Regions from separate parts of the Homo sapiens genome. Here region 2 is linked to region 1. The links are chromatin loops, found by intact Hi-C in ENCODE. Cell type or tissue: mammary epithelial cell. All regions are shown on one strand. Links, peaks and the distances in the headings refer to the core of each region. The heading gives the core; the rest is flanking DNA. Region 1 has its middle 12 kb from the start of SNHG4. Region 2 overlaps CTNNA1 (catenin alpha 1).

The links. A loop is a pair of places that touch in the nucleus more often than their neighbours do. Peaks named below come from ENCODE experiments on the same cell type or tissue, not always from the same donor. Only the 100,000 strongest peaks of a DNase experiment are listed, where the experiment ranks them.
Region 2: it touches region 1 in a loop (10-fold over the local background); 5 of 110 quality-filtered maps call a loop at or near these places.

The regions. Positions count from the first base shown.
Region 1 is chr5:139,256,766-139,267,123 of GRCh38, forward strand. No RefSeq gene overlaps it. Among named protein-coding and RNA genes, the nearest start is that of SNHG4, 12 kb to the right of the region's middle. RefSeq lists an enhancer at 5,890-5,959. In mammary epithelial cell, for the core only: a CTCF peak has its summit at 6,064 (motif pointing left); a DNase peak (open chromatin) is centred at 6,046.
Region 2 is chr5:138,785,393-138,795,750 of GRCh38, forward strand. All of the region lies in intron 3 of CTNNA1 (catenin alpha 1), which reads left to right. Among named protein-coding and RNA genes, the nearest start is that of CTNNA1-AS1, 37 kb to the left of the region's middle. RefSeq lists an enhancer at 4,530-4,699. In mammary epithelial cell, for the core only: a CTCF peak has its summit at 4,485 (motif pointing right); no DNase peak of the experiment used is centred there.

The DNA of each region.
Region 1 (10,358 bases), core at 1,357-9,356:
GCTGAGGTGGGAGGATCGCTTGAGCCCAGGAGTTCAAGACCAGCCTGGGCAACGAGGGAGACCCTGTCTCTACTAAAAATTTCAAAAACTAGCCAGACATGGTGGCACATGTCTGTACCCCAGCTACTGGGGAGGCTAAGGTGGGAGGATTGCTTGAGCCCAGGAGTTCAAGAGCCATGATTGTGCCACTGCACTCCAGCCTGGATAACAGAGTGAGACCCTGTCTCAAAATAATAATTATCATCATCATCATCATCATCATCATCATCATCATCAATGAGTCTAAGGATGAGCCAGGACAGAGAGAAGCAAGGAGAGCTCAGTTCTGGAGATGGAGGAAAGGAGAGGGAGTGAAGAATCTAGGCCGGATGCGGTGGCTCACGCCTGTAATCCTAACACTTTGGGAGGCAGAGTCGTGCAGATCCCTTGAGGTCAGGAGTTCGAGAGCAGCCTGCCCAACATGGCAAAATCCTGTCTCTACTAAAAATACAAAAATTAGCCAGATGTGGTGGCACATGCCTGTAATCTCAGCTACTTGGGAGGTTGAGGCACAAGAGTCGCTTGAACTTGGCATGTGGAGGTTGTAGTGAGTCAAGATCCCACCACTGCACTCCAGCCTAGGCGAAGGAGCAAGACTTTGTCTCAAAAAAAAAAAAAAAAAAAAAAAAAACTACTCTCCCTCTCTCCCTCTCCTTTCCTTCTTTTCCTCCATGTCCAGGGACCAAGCACAACCTGACTCCATTCATGTTGTGCTCATCACCTGGAAACCCTTTCCCATTTGATAATCTCCTCTTTTTCCAAGGCCAAGCTCCCCTTCTCTGTGAAGCCTTTCCAGGTTCCCCTAGGCTGGGACAGCTATACCTTCTTCCTGGCTTCCACAGTCCTTTGCACATGTCTTTCTTTCTTTTTTTGTTTTTGTTTTTGTTTTTTTGAGACGGAGTCTCGCTCTATCACCAGGCTGGAGTGCAGTGGCGCGATCTCAGCTCACTGCAACCTCCACCTCCCAGGTTCAAGCAATTCTCCTGCCTCAGCCTCCTGAGTAGCTGGAACTACAGGCGTGTGCCACCACGCCCAGCTATTTTTTTTTTTTAATTTTTAGTAGAGGTGGGGTTTCACCATGTCAGCCAGGATGGTCTCGATCTCTTGACCTTGTGATCCACCTGCCTCAGCCTCCCAAAGTGCTAGGATTACAGGCATGAGCCACCGTGCCCGGCCCTTTTGCACATGTCTTTCTAAAGCACTTTCCAGATAACTGGACCTTTGTATCCTGGTGCTTTAGTAGAGCCTCCTAAAAGGAAAAAGTGGGTATTTGGGCTACACTCCCAGGCTTACAGTTACTGCCCAGAGAACTTGGCCCCTAATGGAAGGAAGGAGGGAGAAAACAGGGAAGGAGGTGGAAGGCCAGGGCTATGCTGGGGCTTCCCTAAACCTTTCCACTTTCCTTCTTCTCTTCTAGTCTTAGCCTCACTACCAAGACAAGCCTGCCGAAAACCTGCCTGCCTGTCCCTCTGTCTCACCTAAGTACTCTGTCAAATGTTTATTTGAGCCATATTAACTTGCTTGGGTGCCTCCTTCTCCTTAGTGCATGGTGCTCCTCTCACAATATACATACTCTGAGTTCCTTCCTAACTCCTGCTCTAGGGCTCTGTAGGCTCCCTGATATTTGGCGCTGAAGACAGGTTTGAGGGGCCATTTTCTTTCCAGAAGAACAGCTTGTGCAAAGGCTTGAAGAGCATGGTATGTTCTGGGAATCACAAAAGGTGATAAAACAGTCTGTAAAGTGAGGTTGTAAACAGTGGGTGATGAGGAAGGACAGGTAGGCAGGAACCAGCCTTGGTGGAGGGTTTTGCTTTGTAGGCTATGGAAGCCATTGAAGGATTTGAGCATGCTGGAACTCACTCCCTTTCCACTCAGTCCTTGCTGCTTTGCACACCTTTTCTCATCTGGCTCATACCAAAATCTTAGTAACACCAAAGATTTCTTGAGAGCCTTCATTATGTCAGCTTTCTGTTCACATTACCTCATTTTAAACTTTTAGTACCCATGGGTGATGAAACGGGTTCAGTAAGTTATTTGCCCTAAGTCACAGATCAAGGAAGAAGCAGAGCCCAGTTTTATAACCATTATACTAATTTTGGTCTATCCTCTCTATCCATTTCTAACTCTCTTCTTTGGAGAACAAATTAGGTATTTTTCTTTCCTCTTCTTTTTTTTTTTTTTTTGAGACAGAGTCTGACTCTGTCACCCAGGCTGGAGTGCAACAGTGCAATCTTGGCTCACTGCAACCTCCGCCTCCCGGGTTCAAGTGATACTCCTGCCTCAGCCTCTCAAGTAGCTGGGATTACAGGCACCCACCACCATGCCCGGCTAATTTTTGTATTTTTAGTAGAGATGGGGTTTCACCATTTTGGCCAGGTTGGTCTTGAACTCCTGACCGCAGGTGATCCACCCATCTCGGCCTCCCAAAGTGCTGGGATTACAGGCGTGAGCCATTGCACCCGGCCACAGATTAGAGATATCTATCAAGGCACCTTTGAGATCTGGAGGCAGAAGAGTAAAGATTGAGTCCTGGGGCTGGGCAGCTCTGCAGGAGGGATTTCCAGGTTCTGATGGGGTCCATCTCACTCAGTCTTACCCACCTCTTTGTGCTTGGCAGATGGTCTCTCCCGATTCTCCTTACTTATTTTCTTAGTTCACTTGCTTACTCCCGTTTCCAGGCCCTACTTTACTTCCTTGGACATTGTTTGCTCTTGTGTTCTGGGTCCTGGGTGATATGTGTGTTCTGAAAATGCCTGGATGGATCATGACCCTCTGGAACCCCTCTGGGTATTTTGGGTAACTGCGGAAGATCGCCATACCTTCTCTCTCCTTCCCCAGCTCTAACAAAATGGCTTTGGCTTCACCCTGGGCTTCCCAAATTCTTCAGCAAAGGTTGGCTCCTTCTTACCTCATCTCTAAATACATAATCACATGTGCTTCCCAGAACATGACAAGTTCTTGAAACCTTTGTATGTATATTTTCTCTCTCTGGAATGCCAGTATTCCCCCTACGTTTTAGACCAGGAAAATTCCTAACTATCCTCAATCTCAACTCAAATATGACCTCTCTCCCCACCAATATCATCATCACTCAGATCATCATTTCTTGCCTGGACTACTCCCTAACTCATCTCTAGGACTGCCACTCTGGCCCTACCCCATCCATTTTTCATACTGCACCCAGAGTAATTCTTTTAGAGACAGGGTCTGGCTTTGTCACCCAGGCTGGAATGAAGTGGCATGATTATAGCTCACTGAAACCTTGAACTCCTGGGATTAAACGATCCTCCTGCCTCAGCCTCCAGGGTAGCTAGGACTACAGGTGCATGCCACCATGCCTCACTCTTTCAAAAAAATTTTTTTGTAGAGATGGGCTCTTGCACTGTTGCCAAAGTTGGTCTTGAACTCCTTGACTCAAGCAATCCTCCCACCTCAATCTTCCAAAGGGCTGGGATTGCAGGCATGAGCCACCTCACCTGGTCTACTTTCTAAAATGCAAACTTGATTGTATCACTCTCCTTAAAACTCTTATATGGTTTCCCCTGCCCTAAAGGTAAAGTCATGACCCCTTAACCCAGTTTGGGCTCTTCTACCTCACTCCCACCCACTTCTCTTGCTTCTTGTTTTCTGGCCCCACTTACTACCCTACTGGTACCTCAGCCAGAGTTCCTGACACATTTTCTCAGCTCCTTGAAACTTGCCTCTCTTTTTTTTTTTTTTTGAGACGGAGTTTTGCTCTTGTTCCCCAGGCTGGAGTATAATGGTGCAATTTCTGCTCACTGCAACCTCCGCCTCCTAGGTTCAAACGATTCTTCTGCCTCAGCCTCCCAAGTAGCTGGGATTACAGGTGCACGCCACCATGCCTGGATAATGTTTTGTATTTTTAGTAGAGACGGGGTTTCACCATGTTGGCCAGGCTGGTCTTGAACTCCAGACCTCAGATGATCCACCCGCCTCAGCCTCCCGAAGTGCTGGGATTACAGGCGTGAGCTACCGCACCCGGCCTGAAACTTGCCTGTCTTGACCCTACGTGATGTTCCCTTGGCTTGGAACTCTCTCTCTTCTTCTCCTAGCTAACTTCTACTGACCCTTCAGGTAGGTCTTAGCCTGAACTCACTTCACTATAAGCCCTTCCCCAGACTCAGTGAGCTGCCTCTGCTTCCTGCTCTTACTGCCCAGTATTTTTCCCAATACAGCAGTGATCCTGTTAACTGCTTATTTATTTACTCATATGTCTCCCACATCCAACTGGGAGCTCCTTGAGGACAAGGACCTACCTTATTCCTTGCTTAGCCCAGAGTCTAGTAGGCTCTTTATGAATAATTGTTGAATTAGTGAGTGAACCAAGCATTCCCTGTCTTCACAGCACATACTCAGGCACTGCTGCAGCTTCTACCACCATCATTCTCATAGTTACTGTTCCAGATCATAGGTGACTGATTGTCTGGGTGTTCTTCTCTTTATGGACTGGGATTGCACCTTTAATGTTTGTACCCCTAATACTTTTTTTTTTTAGACAGAGTCTCGCTCTGTTGCCTAGGCTGGAGTGCAGTGGCACAATCTTGGCTCGGCTCACTGCAACCTCAGCCTCCCAGGTTCAAGCGATTCTCCTGCCTCAGCCTCCCAAGTAGCTGAGACCACAGGTGCATGCCACCACACCTGGCTAATTTTTTGTATTTTTAGTAGAGACGGGGTTTCACCATGTTAGCCAGGATGGTCTCGATCTCCTGACCTTGTGATCTGCCCACCTCGGCCTCCCAAAGTGCTGGGATTACAGGCGTGAGCCACCACGCCCAGCCCTGTGCCCCTAATACTTAATACAGTGCTCAACATTCATCTTTCCATCCCCCACTCATTATTTTTTAACAATTATTTCTTGAGTATCTACTGTGTGCTAGATATGGTGGGTATAGCAGTGAACAAGGTAGACAGGGCCCTGCCCTCAAGCTCACATTTTAGTGGCAAACAGTGAGTGCTCAGTGAACAGGAGGCTCAGTGGACCTCAGCCCTACTGGGAAGCCTCTGGAGTATTTCCTGTCAGGAGCTACAAAGCAGGGAGTACAGGTTCTGTGGGGGGAGAGTAGATTTTCTTGGTGACCTCTGGACCTCTCTTTGTCCAGGTCTCCTTGGGACTGGCCATCAGGTATCAGCAGCAGGGAGGGAAGAAATGAGGAAGGGAGAGAGAGGCAAGTATAGACAAGGTCTGAGTCCCTAAAGACAGGGAATTGTGTGTGGCTCAATGCCCATGGCCACTTTGCCGAGGCAGTTTGGTAATCAGCTTTCTTTCCTACACTGGAGCAGAAGAAAGAAATAGAGCCACACAGTGAAAGACGTAAAAGGATAGAAATGATAGAGGAAAAAGGAAGGAGAGAAAAAATGGAACAGAGAGGAGGAGGAGCATAAGGAGAGGGAGTAAGATTGAGGCACAGAAACAAGGCCTGCAGGACTGAGCCCTGCCTGCGTCATTGGCGGTCAGCTCTGGGGTATAGCTCTTCATTTGGGTCATCAGGGGAAAAAAAATATTCAATTTTGAACCCTTGGAATTCCCTAGATGCTTTCAGTAGCCCACTGATCCCTCAAGTTGTCTTTGGCTCCATCTGGCCATCCCAGGAGGCTCCCGCCAGGGACCTGCCAGCCCCCAGACCAAGATATAGTCATTGTGGACCCTCTCAAGCAAAGGGCAAGTGAAGGAAAAACAGCCTGTCTGAGAACAGCAGCCACTGGTTTTCTTCGTTTAAAAAAATTTTTTTTAGTGCTTATATAATTGCAGAAACCACTGATTTTTATCTTTCTCAGAAAAGACCCTGTGTTCACCATCTGTTTCCTGACTAGGGGCTTCAGGCCCTACTCTCTGAGACACTGGCCTAACAGTATCCTAATCTGTAGGCACAGAGCAGAAACTTCCCTGAGCTGGGAGCTGGGGAGGCAGGGCTCCCAGATGCCAAGCCGCAGTCTGAGTTCCTTACAGTGATGCTGCTCTTTCTAGAAACCTCAGCTGCTCGCTCCTGAGGCTGGGATGCCATCTGCTGCTCAGCTTAGGAAACTGGCTGATGGGCTGCACAGCCAAGGCTGAGTCTGGTGGGGGCTGGGCAAGAGGCCCGCCCTGGGTCTCAGGAGAGCCATGTTTTTTGTTTCTGGATAAATCCAGTACTGGCCTTCCGGGACAGAGCAAATAGTCTGTCCTCAGTCATTCTTCTTAGACTAGACAAGATGCCTCTCTTCGACAAGAAGAGACCTAGGGATTTTAGGGGGATGGGTGGGTCTGCTCTGCCCTTCGCAAAGTTCAGTGTCATCTCAAGGTTAAATTACCGAGAGAGGTCCAGGCTGCCTCTGAAGTTCTATAGATTTCCTCAAAGGGTTTATTTTTGTCTTTTCTTTTCTTTTGCTTTTTTTTTTTTTTAATTTGCAGGTTTAACTAAGATTATTACAAGTTGAGTTAATTGGCTGAATGAAATAATGAGGCCAGGCCTAGAGGAAGTGGGGCTTTGAAGAAAAAAGCATGCTCATGCAGAATTGAAATAAAATCTTCAGACTCTCAGCAGTTTTTGAAGCCCCTGCTCTTTGGACTGTCCTCGTTCAGGCTCCAACCCAGATAGGGTTGGGAACTCTAGTATTTTAGGGGCCACATATTTGTTGGTATTTCTTGAAGAAATGGTTATTCTGAGGAAATTTTCTACAAGCCAGTGTGGTAACCAGCCTCCAGGATGATCCATCCCCAATGCTGTCCATGTACTGATATTCATGCACTTGTAAATCCCCTCTCCCATATGGTACCAGGGTTTGTCTGTGTGACCAATAGAATATGACAGAAGTAATCATATGTAACATACAAGATTAGGTTATAAAAGACACTGTGGCTTCTTTCTTGGTCACTCTGTCATCTGATCACTCACTCTGGGGCAAGCCAGTTGCCATGTAGTGAACAGTGCTGTGGAAGGTCATGTGATAAGGAACTAGGCCTTCTATCAACAGCCAAGTGAGCCATCTTGGTAGCAGATCCTCTGGCCCTCATCAGGGCCTCAGATGACTGCAGCCCTAGTGGACGGCTTGACTACAACCTCATGAGTGACCCTGAGCCAGCTTAGCTGAGCTGCTCCCCAATCCTGACCCCCAGAAACTGTATGAAATAAACATTTGTTACTTTAAGTTCTTGAAGTTTTGGGATAATTTGTTTTGCAGCAACATAATAAATTTGTTGTATGGTATTATTATTATATCATGGTATATCATCTGCATTATATCACTTCTTTTCCTTATAAAGTCTGGTGTCTGGACTCCACCCCCTTAATCTCTCTAACCTCATCTCTTACCACCCTGCCTCCCCGCCGGCTTAGTCTCACCCTTGGCTCAGTCTGCCACAGACCCGTTGAATTTGCTTTTCTCTCTGATGGAACTCCCTCCCACTCAACCAACCCCAAAATCTCTGCATGGTAACTTCTTTATCTCCTTCAAGTCTTCATTCAAATGTCACCTCCTCAGTATAGCCTGTCTTGACACTCTTCACTCCTTGTATAGTAACTCCTACATCTTCCTTTTTTTTCGCTACTGTATTCTTAGCCCTTATAGTTATATAACATGTAATAAAATATCTTTTACATATTTATCTTGTAATTTCTGTCTTCCTCCACTAGAATGTAAGCTCCATGAAGGCAAGAATTTGTGTTTTTGTCTATTTTAGTTAATGTTCTATTCTTAGCATCTGGAATGGTGACAAGCATATGGGAGATATGCAATATATTTAGTTGAATGGGAAAAAAATGAATGTCATAATTTGCCATTTATATCTTCTAGATTCCATGTTATATATCATATGCCATAGTATGATAGTTGACATATATGTTGTATTTAAATGCAGTACAAGGCAGTGCAGATACAAGGGCCATAAATAAGAAGATCCAGCCAGGCATGGTGGCTCACGCCTGTAATCCCGGCACTTTGGGAGGCCGAGGCAGGCAGATCACTTGAGGTCAGGAGTTCGAGACCAGCCTGGTCAACATGGTGAAACCCCGTCTCTACTAAAAATACAAAAATTACCTGGGCATGGTGGTGGGTGCCTAAATACCAGCTACTAGGGAGGCTGAGGCAGGAGAATAGCTTGAACCCAGGAGGTGGAGGTTGCAGTGAGCTAAGATCACACCACTGCACGCCAGCTTGGGGGACAGAGCCAGCCTATGTCTCCAAAAAAAAAAAAAAAAGGAGACCCAGACTTGTTGCTTGTTGGCCAGCTATGTGACCATGAGCCAGGCATGTAACCTCTCTGGGTCTGTTTTACTCGTCTGTAAAGCAAGACTAATATAACTTCCTTGTCTTATCATAGAGTAGTTGTAGGGATCAAATAAGATGACAAATGTTACAGCATTTTTAAAGAGTCTAACACATGATGTAAGTGTTTCTGAAATGTGTTCCAAAGACCAGTTATCCCAGGGTATGAAGAAAAAGAAAGGTCAAAGAGGTTTGCAAAATGTGAGTTCCCATATTCTAACTCCTGCTGGACATTCGCAACTCACATTAGCACATGACAGGCTCTGAAAATCCTGCACATAAATATCTACTCCCAGTGCACCTAACTATACATTGGGAAAACTTGCTCTATACAAATACAGAGCATTATCTTTATTATCAGAATAGTACTGTTAGTTTATAATTTATTATTTTTTTTTGAGACAAAGTCTTTTGCTGTCACCCAGGCTGGAGTGCAGTGGCACAATCTTGGCTCACTGCAACCTCCGCCTCCCAAGTTCAAGAGATTCTCATGCCTCAGCCTCCCGATTAGCTGGGATTACAGGAGCCTGCGACCACGCCCAGCTAATTTTTGTATTTTTAGTAGAGACAGAGACATGTTTTCACCACGTTGGCCAGGCTGGTCTCAAACTCCTGACCTCAGGTGATCTGCCCACCTCAGTCTCCCAGAGTGCTGGGATTACAGGCATGAACCATCACGCTCGGCCTATTGTTACTTTAGATCAAGAAGGAGTGCTAACGTTCTTGGAACAGAAATTCCAGTGGGTTGGGCAATGAGATCCAGCAGCTGAAATGGAGATTGGAGGAGGGAAGAAGGAGGAGGAGAAAATAGAAAAGGAGGTGGCACAAGAGAGGAAGAAAGGAAAAGAAGAGCAAGGAAAATAAGAAGAAGAAACAAAAATGGTGGTGAAGGGAGAAAAGGACAACTAAACTAATCCCCTTTGCAAATAACTGTAGAAAAAAGGCAGGTCTGGCACGGTGGCTCACGCCTGTAATCCCAGCACTTTGGGAGGCCAAGGTGGGCAGATCACCTGAGGTTGGGAGCTCGAGACCAGCCTGACCATCACGGAGAAACCCCATCTCTACTAAAAATACAAAATTAGCCAGGTGTGGTAGCGCATGCCTGTAATCCCAGCTACTTGGGAGGCTGAGGCAGGAGAATTGCTTAAACCTGGGAGGCAGAGGTTGCCATGAGCCGAGATCACACCATTGTACTCCAGCCTGGGCAACGAAAGCGAAACTCCATCTCAAAAATAAATAAATAAATAAATAAATAAAGGCAGCCTGAGATCTCCTACGGATGGGGTGGGAGAGAGAATCCTAGAATCCTAGCGCTGCCTGCCGAGCCCTGCTTGTTCCTTTAAGTGTGACCTCTGCCAATTTCCGCAGTTGGAGCTCAGGCTTCCTTTTCAACTTCGAGGAATCTCTGATTGAAGATATTTCTTCCTTTTTTTTTTTTTTTTTTTTTTGCACTTGGTTGTTTTATTTCCTCAAAAAAAAATTAAATCGATATTTCTTCCTTATCAGAGAGGAGGAATCAGGTAAAACAAATCAGCAATTTCTTTCTTTTTTTTTTTCGAGACGGAGTCTCGCTCTGTTGCCCAGGCTGGAGTGCAAAGGCGCGATCTCTGCTCACCGCAAGCTCTGCCTCCCTGGTTCACGCCATTCTCCTGCCTCAGCCTCCTGAGTAGCTGGGACTACAGGCACGCGCCACCTCGCCCGGCTAAGTTTTTGTATTTTTAGTAGAGACGGGATTTCACCGTGTTAGCCAGGATGGTCTCGATCTCCTGACCTCGTGATCCGCCCACCTTGGCCTCCCAAAGTGCTGGGATTACAGGCGTCAGCCACCGCGCCCGGCCTCCAAATCAGCAATTTCTTAATTTAGTGTACTTATTAAGTGCCTGAAATGGCAGCTGCCATTTTTTTCCTTTCCTTTTGAGCAATAAGCCTTGGAAGCACGCCTGGCTTGGAAAAGGAAGAGGACCAGCAATTCCTCCTGAAAGGATTCCTTAGGCTAAGTGGGACATGAAGAGGCCATCAGGTTTATTCTTGACCTCCAGGTAGGCCTGCCCTGGGCC
Region 2 (10,358 bases), core at 733-8,732, 470 kb before region 1:
TCAGGACAGTTTTTGAGCTTGCTGTTGAGGAAATCAGGCTATTACTTAATTGTATTCTGTGGTACATTCTCCTCCCCAGCCCTTCTTGTCTTCTATAACGAAACTCACAATCATATTAACAGATGAGTTTGGGCAGTGTTTGCTGGCTCTAGTGACTGACGTTTCTTTTCTTTTCTTTCTTTTTTTGAGTTGGAGTCTTGCTCTGTCTCCCAGGCTGGGATGCAGTGGTGCGATCTTGGCTCACCGCAACCTCCACCTCCTGGGTTCAAGCGATTCTTCTGCCTCAGCTTCCCAAGTAGCTGGGATTACAGGCATATGCCACCACACCCAGCTAATTTTTGTATTTTTAGTATAGTATAGTGTAGTGTAGTGTAGTGTAGTATAGTATAGTATAGTATTGCCTTGTTGGCAGGCTCGTCTCGAACTCCTGACCTCAAGTGATCTGCTCGCCTTGGCCTCCCGAAGTGCTGGGATTACAGGCATGAGCCAGTGCGCCTGGCCACATTTATTTTTAAAATGCATTTAATTGTTGTAGGTAATTTTAATTTGACTTTATATGTTTCTTATTTCAGAAGTTTCTCCAGTGCAAATATGTAGCAATCATGGTATAATATACATTCCCTGCTCCCCAAACCCCCCACAATTTTGAATGCATATCTGAATTGCTTTTGTTATTTTTGTTTGTATATGATAATCTTTTATGTGGTTCTGAATCATAAGGACTTTTCTGTCCTAGTCCACTTTTGCAATTATTTATTATCATGACCTGTCCACCATAATTTGCCTTCTCTTTGGAAAAAAAGAGCCAAAACCAAAATATAACTTCCTCCCATCATCATTATTGCATCAGATATGAAAAGCTGAAATGCCTTACTTTTTTCTCTTGGCTTACTTTTTTCTTTGGAGAATCTTAACAAATGGTGATAAGATCTCTTTTCTATCATAAATAGAACAAAATACATATTACAAAAATATGAAGCACAGATTGCTTAATCAACTGAGACTTGTTGGCTATGTCGTTGAAGCCATTTACTCATCGTTTGAAACCCTGTAGTGGTGTTAATAGGTCTGCAGATTCTTTGGACACCCCTCCCTTAAAAAAAAATAGAGCCTAACCCTTGAACATGGGTTGAACTTAGTGATTCCTACAATGACTAGAATGTGGTAGAAGTGGTGCTATTTACTTTGGGAGCAAAGTTATAAAAATGGGGCCGTATCCACTCCACTTTTTCTCATGGATTATTCTGTCTGGGGGAAGCTGGCTGCTATGTCTTGAGTGCACTCAGGAGGTCCTGTGGAGAAGAACTGAAGTCTCCAACCATCAGTCAGCACACATTTGTCAAGCATGTGAGTGAACCACCTAGGAAGCAGATCCTCCACCTCCAGTCAAGTTTCAGACAACATCAGTCCTGACCAACCCCAAATCCCTGACCCATAGAAAACTCTGGGAGTTAATAATTGTTTTAAGCTGCCACCTCTTGGAATTTCTTAGGCAGCAAAAGAAAATTTATACAAACACTTTTCCCTGCCCTGGCTTCAGTGGTCCTGAGCATTTACGTAAAACCCTGACCTAACTTTTCTGAATTTTTCTGATAAATAAAAATATGCCATCCACTGAAACACTTAATTTTTAAAGGATTTTTAAGATGTCTTTGTTCTGAATCACTGTTGACGTTGTTTAGGATGGGGGTTGGTAAATTTCTTCTAGAAGGCCAGGTAATAAGTATTTTTGGCTTTTCTGATCATAAGGGCTCTGGGCTGGGTGCGATGGCTCACGCCTGTAATCCCAGCACTTTGGGAGGCCCAGTTGGGCGGATCACGAGGTCAGGAGATGAAAACTATCCTGGCTAACACGGTGAAACCCCGTCTCTACTAAAAATACAAAAAATTAGCCGGGCGTGTTGGTGGGCACCTGTATACCCAGCTGAGGCAGGAGAATGGCGTGAACCTGGGAGGCGGAGCTGGCAGTGAGCCGAGACCGTGCCACTGCACTCCAGCCTGGGTGACAGAGCGAGACTCCGTCTCCAAAAAAAAAAAAGGTCTCTGTTGAAACTATTAATATTCAGCTCTGCTGTTGATTTGGGAAGCAGCTATAGACAAGATATAAAGAAATGGTCATGGGGGATGGCTGTGTTCTAATAACATTTAGAAAAATTACAGGCTATAGTTTGCTAACCCTGATATAGGGTTTTCCCAGGCTGTTAAAGATATGAGCTTACTGTCTTCAAAAAGGTAGTTATTTATGTGTTTATTTATTATACTTTTGAGCCAAAAATTAGACCTTCTGTATCTTTGGGTTTGTACATGTCCATTGCTTCCCGTGCAATCATAATAACCAAAAGTTGGAATGTACACAGTTTTTGATGTGTAACTTTCTTTTTGTGTTAGACCCTGATTACATAAATAATGAATATGCACATTTGTGAGTATACTAAAATTTCACCATAATGCTGTAAGTGATGTTAAAAAAATTCACGTACATAAAAACAGGATCATTTGACTTCAAGGCTAATGAAATGGTCAGGTGAGCCACATGTGGTGGATAGGAGCCAGTCACCAATTGCATGGCTTCCAAATCTCTGTGATCTAAGAGTTTAATTGTACTACTAATCTGCTTCGTTTTTGAGTAGCTACCTTATATAGGCAGAGGTGTACATATGCCTCTTAGATGTGCTCTTTTCTTATTTTAGGATCCTGTTTACCTCCCGTATCCCCCCATCCTTATCAGATCAATCTTACCTTTGTTCTTTTTTGTCTTAGCGCTTATCACAGTGGTAATTTAAGTTGGTTGCCTTTTCCTCTCTACGCTCCAGCAGTGCAGGTTCTGTGCTGGTCTGGTGACCATTCTGTTTGTATCTATGATAGTACCTGGTCCGTGATAGGCACTTAAATGTTTGAGTAAGATAATTGATTATTCTCCGAGAAGTACAGTAAGAGAAAATGCTTTTTTCTCGAAATTTAAAGTGTGTTTTCCTTTCCAGTGCCAAATGTAAATGCATGGGTAGGGGTGGAGAATCTTATGTTTTTTTTAAAAAATTGAGATATAATTTCACATACCATAAAAATCACCCATTTAAAGTATACAATGCAGTGTTTTTTAGGGTATTCAGAGTTGTACAGCTATCACCATGATCTAATTCCAGGACATTTTTATCATCCCCCAAAAGAAACCTCATACTCATTAGCAGACATTCCCCATACATGTACATTTTAACAGTAGATAAAGAGTAGCAGCTGCCTTGTGGTACATAAATGTATTTTATGAATCCTTGAATAGGGCTCTGACCAGAAAAAGAAGCCTCTTAAGCCGGATAGGGGACTTTCAGGGGACAGAGATGAGAAGACCTAAATGAAGCTTTTTTGAAAAAGGAGAGATATTATGAACAGAGGCCCATTAATGTTAAATTTGAAGTGGAGTGATGAGGAACAGCTTCTTACTAGAACAGTGTTTTATAATCCATTAGCCACAATTTATACTTGGATCTCAAAGGCCAGGATCAGTATTATTGCTACTTCTGTAGCTTCTTCCCTATAGCTCATGGGCATTTCTGGGTCAGTGAAGGGGGAGAAGACCCAAAGAAACTGAAATCCACCTTTTTGTATTCCTGCACTGCTTCTAATCATATTTGCTCAGTAAAGGGGCCAAATAGATTATTCGTGCACTGAGCAACAGTAGATTTCCTAGGAAGAAGCTTGTGTCAGGGAAATATGAGTGAGGAATGGGCTGGTTGATAGTGTGTGGTCCCTGAGGGGGAGATGGTATTCTAGCACATAGGAGGCTGTTTTTCCTGTTTTTCCCCCCCCCCAGAGCTTATAATGATACATGAATACGAAAAATAATTAATAGCATGAGTGGCAGAGGAATGGGAGGATAAGCATGGGATTGGGAAAGTTAACTAAAGGTATTTGAGCTTGCACTGGATCTTGAAAGGTAGAAAAAGGGAGCAGGAGGAAACTCATCCAGGTAAGAAAAATAGACTGTGCAAGATGGGCATGAGAAACAGTGAGGTCCCTGGCTGGAGGTGGGTGCTAGTCATGTTGAGCACTGCTGGCAGGAGAGGTTTTTGTTTTGTTTTGTTTTTTGAGTTGGAGTCTTGCTCTGTCGTCCAGGCCGGAATGCAGTGGTGGTATCTTGGCTCGCTGCAACCTTCGCCTCCTGGGTTCAAGCAATTCTCCTGCCTCAGCCTCCTGAGTAGCTGGGACTACAGGCATGTGCCACCACACCTGGCTAATTTTTGTATTTTTAGTAGAGGTGGGGTTTTACCATATTGGCCAGGCTGGTCTCAAACTCCTGACCTCGTGATTCACCCACCTCGGCCTCCTAAAGTGTTAGGATTACAGGCGTGAGCCACCGCACCCGGCTGCAGGAGAGGTTTAATATAGTTTGGAGCATATTTAGAGGGTGGCTTGGAATGCCATGTGGCATTACATGGTTCAGGTCCCATATGCTTGAATGTATCAAGTGACACAGGACTCACTCACTACCTCAAGGGGGAGCTCTTTCCAGTATTGGTTTGTGTTTATTTTAAAAGCTTTTTTTTCCCCTTAGAAACTGAAATTTGTCTCTTGAATTTTCTTCCTGTTTTAAGAAGTTCCACCATCTGGGCAATACAGAATATGAGGAAAAGTGGAGTTTTTGCAGGGAGATTAGTGTTAGCTGTGTGCAGGAAGGGTTAAAGTGACTGGTAGACAGCCCAGAGGTAGGACCTAGAGTCTGGAGATGACCATAGTAGTGGGGAGTGAAATGGAGCTGTGCAGGAAGGGACTGCTATAACAGAATTGATGGAAAGAGAGAATTGGCCAGTTGTCATGCATGTTAACTGCCAGCAGGGCCTGTGCAAGTAGCTGATCTTTTCAGTAGGTAAAACTAAGGGACCTGGTATGTGAAAAGTTGTAGTAATTTATTTTCCTGTGACTTGAGGCATTTAGGGTGGTGTTGAGGCAGCATGTGCTGCTAAGAACCTGTGTTCTTACAGGTGTAAAATGCTGCCTTTTAAAATGTTTGCATTATTTGCTTGTAATGGATGTCAAACCTTATTTTGTGTTCATTAATCACACGTATTAATGTTTATTAATACATCTGAAACATGTTATTTGTGTGAGTTCCTATGGCAATGATAAGTATTGGTAAACATTAGTGCTCCTTTCTCTGTTGATTTGTTGAAGCCCTGTTATTTTTCTTTTTAATTGGAATTCCACCAAGTTTTCAAAAATTGAGACATGGCTCATTGGGCTGGAGATGCTGATCTTTTAGATTTCTCTTTACTAATCTAATGGCATAGCAGAGGTTAAATTACCTTGGAGTAGAAAATCAAGAAATGATTGTGTGTGTCTGCAATTTTGGTTTTAATGGTAGGACAAGATTATGGTAGTCTGGGAAAAGGTGATTGAGTGCTGCTGAACAGAGCAAGGATTGATTGTAGCTAAGTCTAGTGACTTACTGCCTGCCATTTGGTTTGACCTTCATTTTGTGACTATCGTACCACTAACCACAGCCAGTCACCTCTCATGTATGTGTTGTTATTCTCATGGCAAACACTGTGAAAACCTCTGGGTAATTCACTGCAGCCTCTTCTTCAGTGCTGAAAAAACATTTTATAGTGACAACTATACATCCTTTGTCCCCCAGATGGCCAGAAGGTGAAGATAGAGTAAGTTCTTTTACTAAATATTCCTGTCCATAAATAAAAAGCAGACATCTTAATGTTTGGCTTACAGTTTTTTCCCCTTTCATATCTATTTATGTTTAGACAGATTTGTCTTAAGATTTCTTTGAAACGTTTCTTTTTAGGTTTTGGCTTTCAGGTCATTCCATTTCAGGCAAACTTTGATACTGCGAATGCATTTTCCTTGAGTAGAAGATCTCAACTTACTGAAAGCAGTCAGTGTTGTTAAGTACTAAATCTCAATCATTACATAAATCATCTTTTATGTAAAAAATGTCGGCCGGGTGCGGTGGCTCATGTCTGTAATCCCAGCACTTTGGGAGGCCGAGGCGGGCAGATCACGAGGTCAGGAGATGAAGACCCTCCTGGCCAACATGGTGAAACCCCGTCTCTACTAAAATACAAAAAATTAGCCAGGCGTGGTGGCACGTGCCTGTAGTCCCAGCTACTTGGGAGGCTGAGGCAGGGGAATTGCTTGAGCCCGGAAGGCAGAGGTTGCAGTGAGCTGAGATTGCACCGCTGTGCTCCAGTCTGGAGACAGAGCAAGACTCCGTCTCAAAAAAAAAAAAAAAAAAAAAAAAAAAGGGTCTTGTTAGTTTTAGAACAAGAAAGGAGTATTTATTGTCTGCTAACACAATAGTTAACATCTGTGAGTTTGCAAGCATCTGGGTAATCTTAGTACCTATAGTTGATTTGTGAGCATACTCTAATGGTACTTGTTTTCTCAGCTTTTTTTTTTTTTTTTTTTTAGAGAGGCAATTACTGTTCATTGTAGCTGTTCTTGTTTTTTTAAATTTTTATTTTTTATTATACTTTAAGTTCTAGGGTACATGTGCACAGCATGCAGGTTTGTTACATATGTATACGTGTACTATGTTGGTGTGCTGCACTCATTCTCAGCTTTTTTTAAATCTTTAAAGCATGAAATTACCCAGTCATATAAAACTGAGGGTCTCTTAGGGCATTGTTATAAAGAAAGGATGGAAAATGAGAGTTCTTAATTGATGTTAATGGAGAGACATTCTTTTATTTATCTCAGTAATTGTGTATAACTGTGTAGTGAAGCTAAGGACATAGATGCCATCTTCCTTGGTACAGCTTGAATAATTTGTATATAGGGAGAAAAAATGTGTACACACATGTATGTGTATGTGTATATATACATAGTTCACTGTGAATCTTGGCAAGGCAATTTTCAGAAAAATAATGTATTTCATCCCTGACAAAAGGTTATTGAGCACAAGCTGTCAGGCTCTTGAGGCATGATTTTCTCCCTGGCAACTGACTAGAGTCAAGATTGAAGGAGGCGAAAATTGGTCTCCTGTCCAGTGCAGATGTTGACAGCTTCAGACTGATGTACCCACATCTACTATAGGCAGCCTGGAAGATAGATGTTAAAAGACAGCTGTGATTAGGACAAAGCACGTATCAGTGACTGTTTTAAGTAGAGTTTGAGACGTAGACAGGAGGCAGAATGGAATCTGGGTTTGCTGGGTTCATGATGTGAAGACTTAAAACATAGCTTTGAAGAGCATTGTGTGGGTGTGTGTGAGAGAGATTGCATTTTAATTTGTCTGATCTGGTTAGTGTGGTTTTAATCGGGTTGAGATCATGAGCTTGATCTCACATATGGGCTCTTTAATTTTTCACAAGAGAAAAATGACAAGTGTTCCTACTTTGGAATGTTGAGTATGGATTTCAAAAAGTGTTAATGATGCTCTGGAAGAGCAGTAGCTGGGAAACATTCAACATTTTGAAAAAGATTAAAGTTAAGTTAATTAGCTTTTCAGATTAGTACAATAACTTTATTAAAACTAGCAAGAAATCAGCTGATTTTTTTCTCATAGTCTTCCTTTGAGTTCTGGCTTCTCATTTGTTATCTTACCTTTTCCCCTTGTTGTCTTAGAATTTTCATCCTGTTTTCTCCTCTTATTTTTGTGGATGTCTCTTTTCATGTGATCCCATTGTGGCTTGGTCTTTTGTTAGAAGTGCTCCCACTCCAATTCATACCTTTCAGATGTTCCTGAAGACTGTAATTAATTTAAAAATTGTTATTGACCCCATTCCTTCAGTCTCACCATTTAATCCATTTTTTCTTGTTCTTCATTTAACTTGAGCAGGAAAAGCAAAATATAAATTCTGAAAAATCATTAGCTGGTTGTCATCTGGGAATTTTATGTCTTAAAGTTGTCTGCCTGACTTAAACTATAAGTCTTTAGGGCAGAGGCTATATTTTCTTTGACTTGGGATGTTTCAAGGATGCTGTCTGCTTCTGGATCACTACCCTTGTGTGAGCATATGCTGCTTTGCAGAGACTTGTGTTCTGCTGTAGCCAGCTTGGAATTGAGGAAAGAAGAGTGAAGTTATTACATTCTAATGTCATTTTGAAGTGGTTCATTTTTTCCCCTTTTATTAAAAAGTCTGTCCTGTTAAGCTCACAAAAATAAATAACACTAACCAGGATAATAATATTTATGAGTTACAGTGGGTAATATTACTGCCTTAATATATTTGTACAGTCAGTGTAGCTGAGGAAGTTATTTTAGGTATTAAAATTTTAGTTTTGGCATGACTTCAACCATGATGTTGCAGTAACATGATTTCTACTAGTTAATTTCTTAAGAAAGTGATTCCAAGTTGAAATGCATGTTATGCATTTATTTGAATGTGTAATCAGGAAGTAAGTGCCTCTCTTTGGAGTGTTTCTGAATAGCAGCAGGGCACACTTGAATTAGTAAGGAAAATGAGAACATGAATATGTGTGTTACTTTATTTTAACTTTTTTTTAAATCCATTCTGTCTGTCAACTGGAAAAAGAAATTTCAAAGCTTCTTTCCTTACCCTCAGGGGATGGGGAAGGGGGGGAAGTTAAGAGGTTTTCTAGGCTTGCTCTGATTCAGATGGGCTTATAGTATTTAAATAACTTCATATTAAATGTTTATTTCCTGGGTTGATTTTTTTTTTTTTTTTTTTTTTTAAGACGGAGTCTTGCTCTGTCGCCCAGGCTGAAGTGCAGTGGTGCAATCTCGGCTCACTGCAACCTCCGCCTCCCGGGTTCAAGTGATTCTCCTGCCTCAGCCTCCCAAGTAGCTGGGATTGCCAGCACCCGCCACCATGCCTGGCTAATTTTGTATTTTTAGTAGAGACAGGGTTTTGGCATGTTGGCCAGGCTGGTCTTGAACTCCTGACCTCAGGTGATCGGCCTGCCTTGGCCTCCCAAAGTGCTGGGATTACAGGCATGAGCCACTGGGCCTGGCCTCTTTTCTTTCAAAAGATAAACAGTTGTGTGGATTTAAAAAAAAAACAAAAAAACAACTGCATCCCAGAAAGTTCTCTTAAGGCATCTGTCAGGGATTCTTTGAGTTATTCTCAGTTTATCTGTACTTACAGGGATATCATCTAGGGGTCTGTTTTTACCAAATATCCCTCCTTGATAAATGGAAGGCTTGATTGAGAAGATTAAAGTGTGTTATTCAGGATCATCCTCATGTCATAGGGCACGTGGGTTATGCCAAATATATACTACCATTTGGTTCCTTCTTATAAGGGCTGTGTTATGAAGTCTATTATTCTTTGCATCTGTATTGCCAATTTGCATCTATATTGACAAGTGTGGAAAACATTTTATTACCAGATCATAGAAAATGAATTAAAATTTGGCTGGGTGGGAGTGGTGGGACATGGAGATGGGATGGGGTAGGAAACATATATTAACTTTGGATTATCTTGAAGTTAGGAGATAATTTTGTGAAGTCTTGGTCCTGTTATTTTATTATGTTGTAAAATGAAAGTTGGTGGAATAACAGATGAAAATAGTTATCAGGCCCACGCCTGTAATTCCAGCACTTTGGGAGGCTGAGGCAGGTAGATCACCTGAGGTCAGGAGTTCGAGACCAGCCTGACCAACATGGTGAAACTCTGTCTCTACTGAAAATACAAAAATTAGCCAGATGTGGTAGCACTCACCTGTAGCCCCATCTACTCAAGTGGCTGAGGTGGGAGAATCACTTGAACTCGGGAGGTGAAGCTTGCAATAAGCCAAGGTTGCGCCACTGCACACCACCACCACCCTAGGTGAAGGAGTGAGACTCTCAAAAAAAAAAAAAAAAAAAAAAAGAGCTGGCCAGTCATGGTGGCTCATGCCTGTAATCCCAGCACTTTGGGAGGCCGAGGTGGGTGGATCACGAGGTCAGGGGTTTGAGACCAGCCTGACCAACATGGTGAGACCCCGTCTACTAAAAATATAAAAATTAGCTGGGCGTGTTGGCGCACATCTGTAATCCCAGCTACTCTGGAGGCTGAGGCAGGAGAATTGCTTGAACTCAGGAGGCGGAGATTGCAGTGAGCCGAGATTGTGCCACGGCACTCCAGCCTGGGCGACAGCGAGACTCTGTCTCAGAAAAAAAAAAGAAAAAAGAAAAAAGCTATCACTTGTTGGTGAGATCCCTTAATCAAATCAGATGTATTTAAGAGAATTTGGTATAAAGTAGGTTTATCAGTAGGTTTTGGAGCTAAAGCACCAAAAAGTAACTTTCAAGAGTTAGGAATCTCATGGTAGGGAAGTTTTGGGCATTCATTAAATCCAGGGCTGGATGTTTTTTACTCTGTAAAACACTGTGTAAAAAGATGCCAAGCTGTTAAGTACAGGGCAGTTTTATTATAGGCTTGCCTGTGATGTTGGTTACTTTCTCT